Linked DNA regions of Homo sapiens: region 1 is linked to region 2. A link is a contact called in ENCODE Hi-C or POLR2A ChIA-PET data. All regions are on one chromosome and are shown on one strand. The core of a region is the stretch at or near the end of the contact, and the rest is flanking DNA. Distances in the headings are between cores, read along the strand shown. Region 1 overlaps PALLD (palladin, cytoskeletal associated protein). Region 2 has its middle 70 kb from the start of CBR4-DT.

The links. A loop is a pair of places that touch in the nucleus more often than their neighbours do. ChIA-PET counts read pairs that join two places held with the same protein, here RNA polymerase II (POLR2A). Pooled maps may share reads with other maps.
Region 1: a loop to region 2 is called in a pooled map, with 2.0 times the contacts of the local background. The contact joins two enhancer-like sites. A Hi-C loop is called at or near these places in 1 of 37 single-sample maps with no recorded cell type and 1 of 50 pooled maps. POLR2A ChIA-PET finds 5 or more read pairs at or near these places in 1 of 52 experiments (OCI-LY7).

The regions. Positions count from the first base shown.
Region 1 is chr4:168,880,567-168,885,763 of GRCh38, reverse strand. The region is part of intron 10 of PALLD (palladin, cytoskeletal associated protein); the gene reads right to left. It also overlaps the pseudogene RNU6-853P. Among named protein-coding and RNA genes, the nearest start is that of CBR4, 130 kb to the left of the region's middle. RefSeq lists an enhancer at 4,328-4,577. Within about 2 kb of position 3,828, at least 2 of the 41 ENCODE cell types and tissues checked have a DNase peak (open chromatin) inside an H3K27ac peak, as active enhancers do.
Region 2 is chr4:169,077,850-169,082,801 of GRCh38, reverse strand. No RefSeq gene overlaps it. Among named protein-coding and RNA genes, the nearest start is that of CBR4-DT, 70 kb to the right of the region's middle. RefSeq lists a silencer at 2,703-2,762. Within about 2 kb of position 2,506, at least 29 of the 41 ENCODE cell types and tissues checked have a DNase peak (open chromatin) inside an H3K27ac peak, as active enhancers do.

The DNA of each region.
Region 1 (5,197 bases), core at 2,579-5,078, 200 kb after region 2:
TGAAAATTAGATCCTGAACCTAGAGTTTGCTGTTAGGCCACCTCTGCCTCCTACTAAAATGAATGTGTCCAGCCTATCAAAGATTCTCTTCAACAAGCATGAGCTCCATGACATATTACATTGCAAATCTGACTTTTTGCAAATGTACGTGGCTGGAGACATGCCAATCTTAGCAGTCAGTGCTTGAAATTGAAACTTGAGGGGGAATAAGAAAACATTCCAGTGGGCAATTATTTACAACGATTAATATTTGAACATTTTTAACTTACAAAAATGGCAGTTTCATAGAGGCTATATGGTTTAAAAATACAGAGTACTTCATGACTTTGTGTGTCATCCTTGCACAGAGGCCATGCTAATCTTCTCTGTATCATTGCAATTTTAGTATTCACACTGCCAAAGCAAGCACTCAACATTATTTAAGTGAGATGGCAAAGACCCCCCCACATCCTAAAGGATGGTCCTTGATCACAAAGGCTAATAACCAAGTTGGGGAATAAGTTAAGGAGCAAACCATGTGGTACCAATTCTAGATGCAATGGGAATAAAAAAGAAACAGAAAACAGTGCTGGCTAGAATGACTGCAGAAGACTCCATGAAAGAGGCAAGTTATAAGCCCTTGAAAGATGACAAGGATGTAGACAAGTAGAGTGGAGAAGAAGAAGAAATTCAGAGTCAGCGTGAATAAAGAAACAGACGTGATAACCTGTTTTTTTGTTTGTTTGTTTTGTTTTAACCACTTAAAAGCTGTGTGGTTTGGGCTAGTGACCTAATGACCATATGTCTCAGTTTCCTCCTTTGTAAAATGTGGGTATTAACAGCTCGTATCTGATGCGATCACTGGGTAAACTACATGAACTAATGTGTACTAAACACTTAGAACAGCGCCTGGTGTAGTAAGAGTGGATCTGAAGTGGCAAACAGAAAATATTCAGCATGGAAGTAAGTCACAGAGACAAGATTGGCTGAGATAAACAGAATGGAAGAGGGGAAGGAGTTTAAAAAGATGCCAAGAATTCTTGACCAGAATTTACAAGAATGTGCAAATAACCCTTACTGATTGCCTTCTCAGTGTTCAACTCTGTTCTAGGTGCTAGAAATACAATGTTGAACTAGGTCACAATAGTTAGAAAAATTGTATTTTTATGGTGGATATGGCAGAAAGAGATAAGAGAAAAGAATGGAAGGCAAGACATATCAGGAGGTGGTAAACGCAATGAAAGGACAGAAGTATGAGCAGATGACTGTATCAGACAGTGTGGTCCATCAGACTTCTGAGGAGGTGACTCTACAGTGGTGGCCTAAACCATAGGAAGTGGCTGGCTATGTGAGACCTACAGGGAGAGCTTGGCAGTGCAGAGGTCCTGTGACCAGAACCAGCCTGGCAGGGCCAACGGATGGGCACTGTGAACCCTGAGGAAAGAGGTATGGAATACAGTTTTCTCACACTTATTCTAATATGGAACCTCTTCTCTTTTTCAGAGCATCTCACTGGACTAACGTAATTCAGAAACACTTTACGAAATTAAAAGTTGAGGACAGGGTTTAGGGGTAGCATGCAAGGTGAGAGTTAGAAATAAAAGTGGAGTATTTTGAAAGGGGAGGCATGAGGAAAGAAAAGCAGTTATAAGTTTTGAGGCAAAAATTTGGCAACTGAGTTTGTTTTCCTATAAAACTAATGCTATGTTAGAGTTTAATGTAAGATGGTTGTAGTTCTGCTCCCTGAAGTGGCACCTTCTTTTGATAAATGAAGAGTAGCAACTCATTAGGAAATAAAAAGAGTGGTGACAAAGACATGATCTCCTTTTTTTTTTTGATGGTTTGCACAATTAAAAAAAAATAAAATAGTATTCAAAGTTAGTAGTTACCAAAACCAGAACTCTTCACAAAAATCCATACTCAGAGGCAAACCTTAACCAATAAACAATTTGTAACAGGCCTCCTGCACTAAATACTTCATTGTATACACACTCAGCCCAACTGTACAAAAAACATTACTGATCTGTTTACTCTGGCTTTAACAGTAAGTCATTTGTCATTTAAAAACAATATTCATGTGGTTGGGATAAAAACATCTCAAACATATACACAAGCATCTGGAAGGTAAAATTTTCCAGATTCAATCACCACCAAATCCCAAGAGGTCTCTTTTTTTGGCTACTGAATAATCTTGAAAGCATCCTTCCCTTGATATGCTATTGCAGGTCAATTCTGTGAGCAGATTTCAGAAACTCAAATTTCCAGAGCACAATATTGATTAAAGAGATAAGGTACCAGAATCAACCAGAGAATTTAACTATTACAAGTCCTCTTATTCTACTCTTCTCACATTCAGTGAAATCTGATGGTAACTAAATTCCACAAAATTTCAGAGTGAGCAAACTCATTAACATGTTGGCATTTAAATATCACTTATATTCAAGAATGTAATGTATTAATATATAAAAGAGCCCAAGATATACAAACTGAGCTTTTGTATATCAATTCTGTTTTCCTTTTACTGAATTTTACGGTAAAGCAAAGGCTGTTAAAGTACAAAAAATGGGTAACTTAAGCTCATATTTAAAGGAAAATAGATAACTTTATTGTAATATCAAATTCTCCTCATATTATATTTTGGGTTCTTTAAAAAAGAAAATGACAAAGGCACGTGGGTTACTTTTTTTTTTTTTTTTGAGACAGAGTTTTGCTCTGTCACCAGGCTGGAATGCAATGGCGCAATCTCAGCTCACTGCAACCTCACCCACTGTGTTCAAGCGATTCCCCTGCCTCAGCCCTCCCAAGTAGCTGGGACTACAGGTGCACACCACCATGCCCGGCTAATTTTTTGTATTTTAGTAGAGATGGTGTTTCACCATGTTGGCCAGGATGATCTCGATCTCCTGACCTCGTGATCCACTGGCTTCGGGTTACTTCTGTTCATTCATTCTGTACAACTTGGTACACAGCCGTACAGGTCTGATTTTGAGCTGCCCCAGGGGCAGAGACATTTCAACAGAATAACCCAGTCGCAGCAGATCCTGGAGGCCTTGCCTACTAATTTGTTGGTAAATACTTGTCCAGGATTGGATACAACTTGATAAGATACTGGACCCTAATGAGCCCAGTAATAACACCTCCAACCCCTTCAGGTCAGAGAATGAAAAGCCCCCCACTATCTGTTTCCTGAAAAATAGGAGAAAGATAGGTAGATGAGATGTCTGCAAAGTACATTGCGGCTTGTATCTGTTGGATTCTTTTTCACTGGTTACTATCTAACCACAGTCTTGACTTGAAAACTGGTGAAAATGCCCTGTGTCATGAATCTTAAAGTACAGTTAAATTTGTTACAAAGTTTTCCTTGACTCGGGGATTCTGATTTGCTGCTTCTACAACAGCTTTCTTTAATCAAGAAATGTTAGACATTAGAGTTATTTGAGATGAACCTAAGTCACGCTATGCTCTCCTTGCTCAGGCATTTCTTCCAGAACCCTGGGAAATCCCGTCACCTCTTGAGTAACGATGATAGTGTCCCCACCTACCCGTTTCCTATGAGGGAGAAAGAGAGCGACAATGAGATAATGTCCATAAGGAGCTGTGGGCCTATATAATAAAAGCTGTCATTAATACATCTGTATAAAAGCTCTTATTGACACATGCTCTTCTTTGTGACAAACATGGGGCAACATTTCAAACCAAAGCCCTGCTTATATAAAAGAGGTAGTTAAGAGCATACAACATTGTGGCACTGTGGCTATGTGGCACTCCCTTATGAGCACAGATTCCAAGAATGTGAAGATGGCAAAAGAAACAGTGCCAGTCTGGTTCCAGGGATGGGTCTGATCTGATTCACCCTTCAGACTTAGTATGGCCACTCAGAGACCAGCAGAGCAGAACTGCCACACTATGCCTGTCGGCACTGCCAAATCTTCTGGGTTTCTTCTGTGTCTTAGGGCTGATTTACTATGTGGAGAAACATGGTTACAGCAATGGAGGCTGTAACACCAACTTACCAGCAATAGTGAGGGGAATAGAATACATTAATTTTATAAAAGTGCAAACAGATTTCTCTCTAAGGCATGCTCTCCTTACTGCCTCCATCTAAAAGAGTTTGTCAACTTAATATTTGTATCTGTTGACAGCTTTGTGCAGGGCAATATTTTGCCAGTGACCCCAGTAAATTTGGGGAAGATGTAGCATAAAGGAAGAAAGGCATTTGAGGAACTGTATGTATAGAAGTTCCCCAGACCGCAGTCAACCTCTCTCCGGCTCACAGAACAGCATGCAGTTGGTTGACTGCGGTCTGGGGAACTTCTATACATACAGTTCCTCAAATGCCTTTCTTCCCCAGATTTACTGTCTTTTGCCTCGGCTTTGTGGTTTATCACTGACATCCATGACCTTTGTTCCCTGCTTTGACCTCTGCTACCCAAACATATGAAAAACAGAACCTTATCTCCACAGACTGTTTAGAAACTTAGTACTTACTAACCTTCCTGTCTACAGATGAAAATAAGAACAGTGTGAAACAAACAGAATAAAACAGCAAGTATACAAGTATGATTAAGCAAACTAAGAGAGACTGGACACAGTGGCTCAGGCCTGTAATCCCAGCACTTTGAGAGGCCAAGGCAGGCGGATCACCTGAGGTCAGAAGTTTGAAACCAGCCTGGCCATCATGGTGAAACCCCATCTCTACTAAAAATACAAAAACTAGACGGACGTGATGGCCCACACCTGTAATCCCAGCTATTTAGGTGGCTGAGGCATGAATTGTTGGAACCCAGAGGCGGAGGTGGCAGTGAGCTGCAATTGCACCACTGCATTCCAGCCTGGACAACAGAACAAGACTGTCTCAGAAAAAAAGAAAAGAAAAGAAAAGAAAACTAAGATATTGGAAATTTACATTTAAGATTTTGGTAAAACAAGGCAAGTGAAAAAAACCTAATGAATTTCTACTTCATTGTGTTACATATAATCAACCAATTTGTTGGTACTTGATATATATGGCAAAACTATCCAGCTAAAGAAATAACACTTATAAGTGAAACTGAATATATACATCTTATGATAACTTGGCAGTTCCTGCAAGTTCCAGGATGCCAAAGTCATGGCAGCCCTGATAGGGACACTCAATCTTTGGCAAATTATTTGGATTATTATGGTAAACAAAAATAGTAACATTTTTGTTTTTAATTCAGAATGCAAATGACAGATC
Region 2 (4,952 bases), core at 1,257-3,756:
AGGCCGAGGCGGGGGGATCACGGGGTCAGGAGATCGAGACCATCCTGGCTAACAGGGTGACACCCCATCTCTACTAAAAAATAAATAAATAAATTAGCCGGGCATGGTGGCGGGCGCCTGTAGTCCCAGCTACTCAGGAGGTTGAGGCAGGAGAATGGCGTGAACCCGGGAGGCGGAGCTTGCAGTGAGCCAAGATCGTGCCACTGCATTCCAGCCTGGGAGACAGACCGAGACTCCGTCTCAAAACAAACAAAACAAAACAAAACAAAACAAAACAAAACAAACTAGCCGGGTGTGATGGCGGGTGCCTGTAATCCCAGCTACTCGGGAGGCTGAGACTGGAAAATCACTTGAACCCAAGAGGCAGAGTTTGCAGTGAGCCAAGATCGCGCCACTGCACTCCAGTTTGGGCGACAGACCAAGATTCTGTCCTCCCCCTCCAAAAAAAAAGCCAAGTGGAAGTTTTACCTTGATGTTACTAATGGGTTCTGCATATGGAAGTGACATGGCGGAAAGATTAGATAGGCACTGGTACATGAGACTGGAGTTAGAGAGAGAAGCAGGGCCAGCGGAATCAAGATGAGATCATGAAGCGATCACAAAGAGTTATACCACAGCAGGTGGCAGAGGAGTGGAGAGGAAAGTAAAGCTAGAAGAGATACTAATATTTTAGAAAAAAGAGCCAATAGGAATTGATAGCCAAATGAATACAGCAAATGGAGGAGAAAAAAAAAATTACACCTAAGATTTATAGCAAGATGACTGTGGCAATGGTGGAGACTTTGAAAGGGATGCAGGTGCCGAGCACGTTGGCTCACGCCTGTAATCCCAGCACTTTGGGAGGCCGAGGCAGGTGGATCACGAGGTCAGGAGTTCGAGACCAGCCTGGCCAACATGGTAAAACCCCGCCTCTACTAAAAATACAAAAATTAGCTGGGCGTGGTGGCGGGCACCTGTAGTCCCAGCCACTTGGGAGGCTGAGGCAGGAGAATTGCTTGAACGCAGGAGGTGGAGGTTGCGGTGAGCCGAGATCACACCACTGCACTCCAGCCTGGGCAACAGAGCAAGACTCTGTCAAAAAAAAAAAAAAAAAAAGTGGTGGCAGGCTGGGGTTGGTGGGGAGGGATCCAGAAGTTGTATGGGAAGTGTATTTCCAGGTCAAGGTAGTATGTTTTATTTTGGAAATGTTGAGTTGGAGATGATGACAGGAGTTTAAAATGTAAATGTCTTATAGGCAGCTGAAAATATGAATCTTGAGTTAAAGTAGGGTGACAGAAAAATACCAGTTGGGTGATCTCGAACTCTTTGCCTTAAGGAAAAGGGGTATATGTAGGTGGACAAGCCAGTGACCAATGGCTGTGGTTTGAAAACACAGAGAGTTAACCGCATCATGAAGAGGACTGTCATAGAAGCTTTTTTCTTTTTTTCCTTTGGTAACAGGGTAGGAAGAGAGGATCAGAATAAGTCCTGAAGCTAAGAGAGGAGTTTCCAGAAGTAGAAGTCAACAGTCTCTACTATAGCAGAGAGAAGAACTGAGAAAGAACTTTCTATTTCCCAATCTCTTCTCACATCACCAACAATCCCACTGAATCCCTGAACGGGACGTTACATTTGACATTCTGAGAGATTCTGCTCAAAATGCTTTGGAACCAAACCAAGAAGTTCTTGGCAGCCATCCTGGCCCTTTCCCCTCTTCTGTTAAAAAAAAAAAAAAGAAAGAAAAAGCTATTTTTCTTCAGGAAAAGAATGCAAAGATCTTGTAGACCCAATCAGAGTTAAAATAAAATTTCTGTGTTCTCACTATAATGTGTGCAGTGATGTGTAAATCCTGCTGGCAGATCATATGGGGATTGACATATAAAAAAGGATGTCTTTAAAATCATATAAAAATCTCATTGAACATTGCATGACGTTTGATGGATAAATATGACAATATTTTCCTTACATTGATTTTTCTTGTGCAAAATAAGAGCAGATCATTTCTGAGAATAGTCCCATATCACCTCACCTACTGTGCTGTTCACATAATTGTGTGCGGAGAACTTACACTCCTGGTATGAGTAGCAATTTCGGCAAGTGCTTGCTGCTGTGAATGCTTACAAGCATCTCCATTTGCTATTAGGATTCACATCTTGGCCAGTCATTCCCTCTCTGCGATTTTTTCCATCTCTAATTTTCTCTGCTTCTTATATTACATCTCTCACTCTGGGCACATGGCCACAGAGAGGAAAGAAACACACATTGTTGTTGATTCTGCAGTTCTTGTGATGTCTATTAACTCTGCTGGGGATTTCTCAAGATCATGAACATGGGGTGACTTTTAAAAATGTTTCCTTCCTGACAGGACAAAATGGAGAAGTACCCAGAACTGTGTTTCTGCTTTGCAGCACAAAAACATCCCGGGAGCCAGACAATTCTTTGCTGATCCTCAAAGATAGCAAGTCCAGACCACAGATTTGTGTGTCTCAAATTGCAAAGCATGTTCCTGTGTGTAAACGCTGGGAGACTAAAGCTGGCCTCACAGTGCTGGCTTCACCGTGGGCTGGGAGACCTGGGACGGGCGCGTTATCTGATGTGACTCAAGGTCCGGCCCCCCAACCCCGTGACCCATGCTTGTACATTTCCCACCTGTTCCTTCCGTTCTGGGTTGATCAGTTATCACACACAACCATGAAAAAGAAAGGGACGGTCAGAGCTGCCACAGGGTCGCCACCTATGCAGTGTCAGGCAGCGCGGAGGGTGGGGCTCTCCCATGTGGTCTTGCCGCCAGCTCCGATACCCGGGCCCAGCCCTGCTCCTCTGCTTGTGGGTGACTCAGGCATCCATGAGGAAGCCACAGAGGGAGGCCCACCTGCAGTGTCTCCCTCTCTCTCTTCTGTAATTATTCACGGAGAATACAAAGTGAACGTTTTCTAAGCATTTCTCCAGTTTCTTGCAGTGGTCTTTGAAAGGGGCCAATTAGTCTGGCGTTTCAGATCGGTCAGCTTTGCACTGTTCAATCTTTTCCTGTGTCTGTTGACTTTTACCCCCCTTTTGTGGAGAATGGGGTCGTGCTATGTTGCCCAGGCTGGTCTTGACTTCCTGGGCTCAAGCGATCCTCCTGCCTCTGCCTCCCTAAGTGCTGGGATTACAGGCGTGAGCCACCATCCTGGCTGATTTTCTGTCTGTTGTGATCTTGCTTATTCTTAAAGAAGGGAGTCTGTGCATATCTGATCATGGGGAATTAAGATGTGTCCTTGGCCGGATGCGGTGACTCAAGCCTGTAATCCCAGCACTTTGGGAGGCCGAGGTGGGCGGATCACGAGGTCAAGAGATCGAGACCAGCTGACCAACATGGAGAAAACCCCTCTCTACTAAAAGTACAAAATTAGCTGGGCATGGTGGCACATGCCTGTAATCCCAGCTACTTGGGAGGCTGAGGCGGGTGAGAATCGTTTGAACCCGGGCGACCGAGGTTGTGGTGAGCTGAGATCACGCCATCGCACTCCAGCCTGGGCAACAAAAGCAGAACTCCATCTCAAAAAAAAAAAAAAAAAAAAAAAAAAAAAATGGCGGGGCACAGTGGCTCACGCCTGTAATCCCAGCACTTTGGGAGACCGAGGTGCGGATCATGAGGTCAGGAGTTCGAGATCAGCCTGGCCAACCTGGTGAAACCCCATCTTTACTAAAAATACAAAAATTAGCTAGGCGTGGTGGTGCATCCCTGTAGCTACTTGCGAGGCTGAGGCAGGAGAATTGCTTGAACCTGGGCAGCAGAGGTTGCGGTGAGCTGAGATTGCACCACTGTACTCCAGCCTGGATGCCAGAACAAGACTCCATCTCAAAAAAAAAAAAAGTGTTCTTCTAGAATGGTGTGGATTCTGCTGCCAACCTTAGGGAGAAGGGATGTATTTAGTTTTTTGTTTTTTTTTTTTTGTTTGTTTTTTTTTTTTTTTTTTTTTGAGATGGGTCTCACTCTGGCACCCAGGCTGGAGTGCAGTGGTGTGATCTCGGCTCACTGCAGTCTCTCCCTCCCTGGTTCAAGCAATTCTCTTGCCTCAGTCTCCTGAGTAGCTGGGACCACAGGCGCTCACCACCACGCATGGCTCATTTTTGTATTTTTAGTAGAGACGGGGTTTCACCATATTGGTCAGGCTGGTCTTGAACTCCTGATCTCAGGTGATCCACCCGCCCCGGCCTCCCAAAGTGCTGGGATTACAGAGGTGAGACACCGCGCCCAGCCATATTTAGATTTATTGTCGTTTTCTTTTTTGTTGTTGTTTTCTTGTTTTTTTTTTTTTTTTGAGACAGAGTCTCACTCTGTTGCCCAGGTGGGAGTGCAGTGGCGTGATCTCGGCTCACTGCGAGCTCCGCCTCCCAGGTTCACGCCATTCTCCTGCCTCAGCCTCCCGAGTAGCTGGGACTACAGGCGCCCACCCCCACGCCAGGCTAGTTTTTTGTATTTTTAGTAGAGACGGGGTTTCACCATGTTAGCCAGGATGGTCTCGATCTCCTGACCTCGTGATCCGCCCGCCTCGGCCTTCCAAAGTGCTGGGATTACAGGCATGAGTGACATCTTACAGATAACGATAAGTGCAGGTGGTAAGTTGTTAATACCAAAGGCAACCATATTCTTTGGACCTAACGTTTTCTTGTAGGAATAATTTGATTCATTTTACCGCCAAGGAGCAAGTGTTCAAGAACCTCCTCCCTATAAGGGCAGAAAATTTAGATGTCAGTCTTGCTGAAATGCCCCAGTGCCCTCCTTCTCACGCATCCAAGAGTTTCCTCATAGCTTGGTTGGGTCCAGATGGGCTTGGTCCCATGTCTACATATAATTAGGGTGGAGAGGAGTTGAGGCATACAGCCTGGTGTCAGCAAGTCATGTCCTGAGCCTGGAGCTGGACAAAGCCCAGAACTCACCTAGTGGCCAAGGGCATTCAGGAGAGGCAGTGACTCCTACGGAAGTTGGT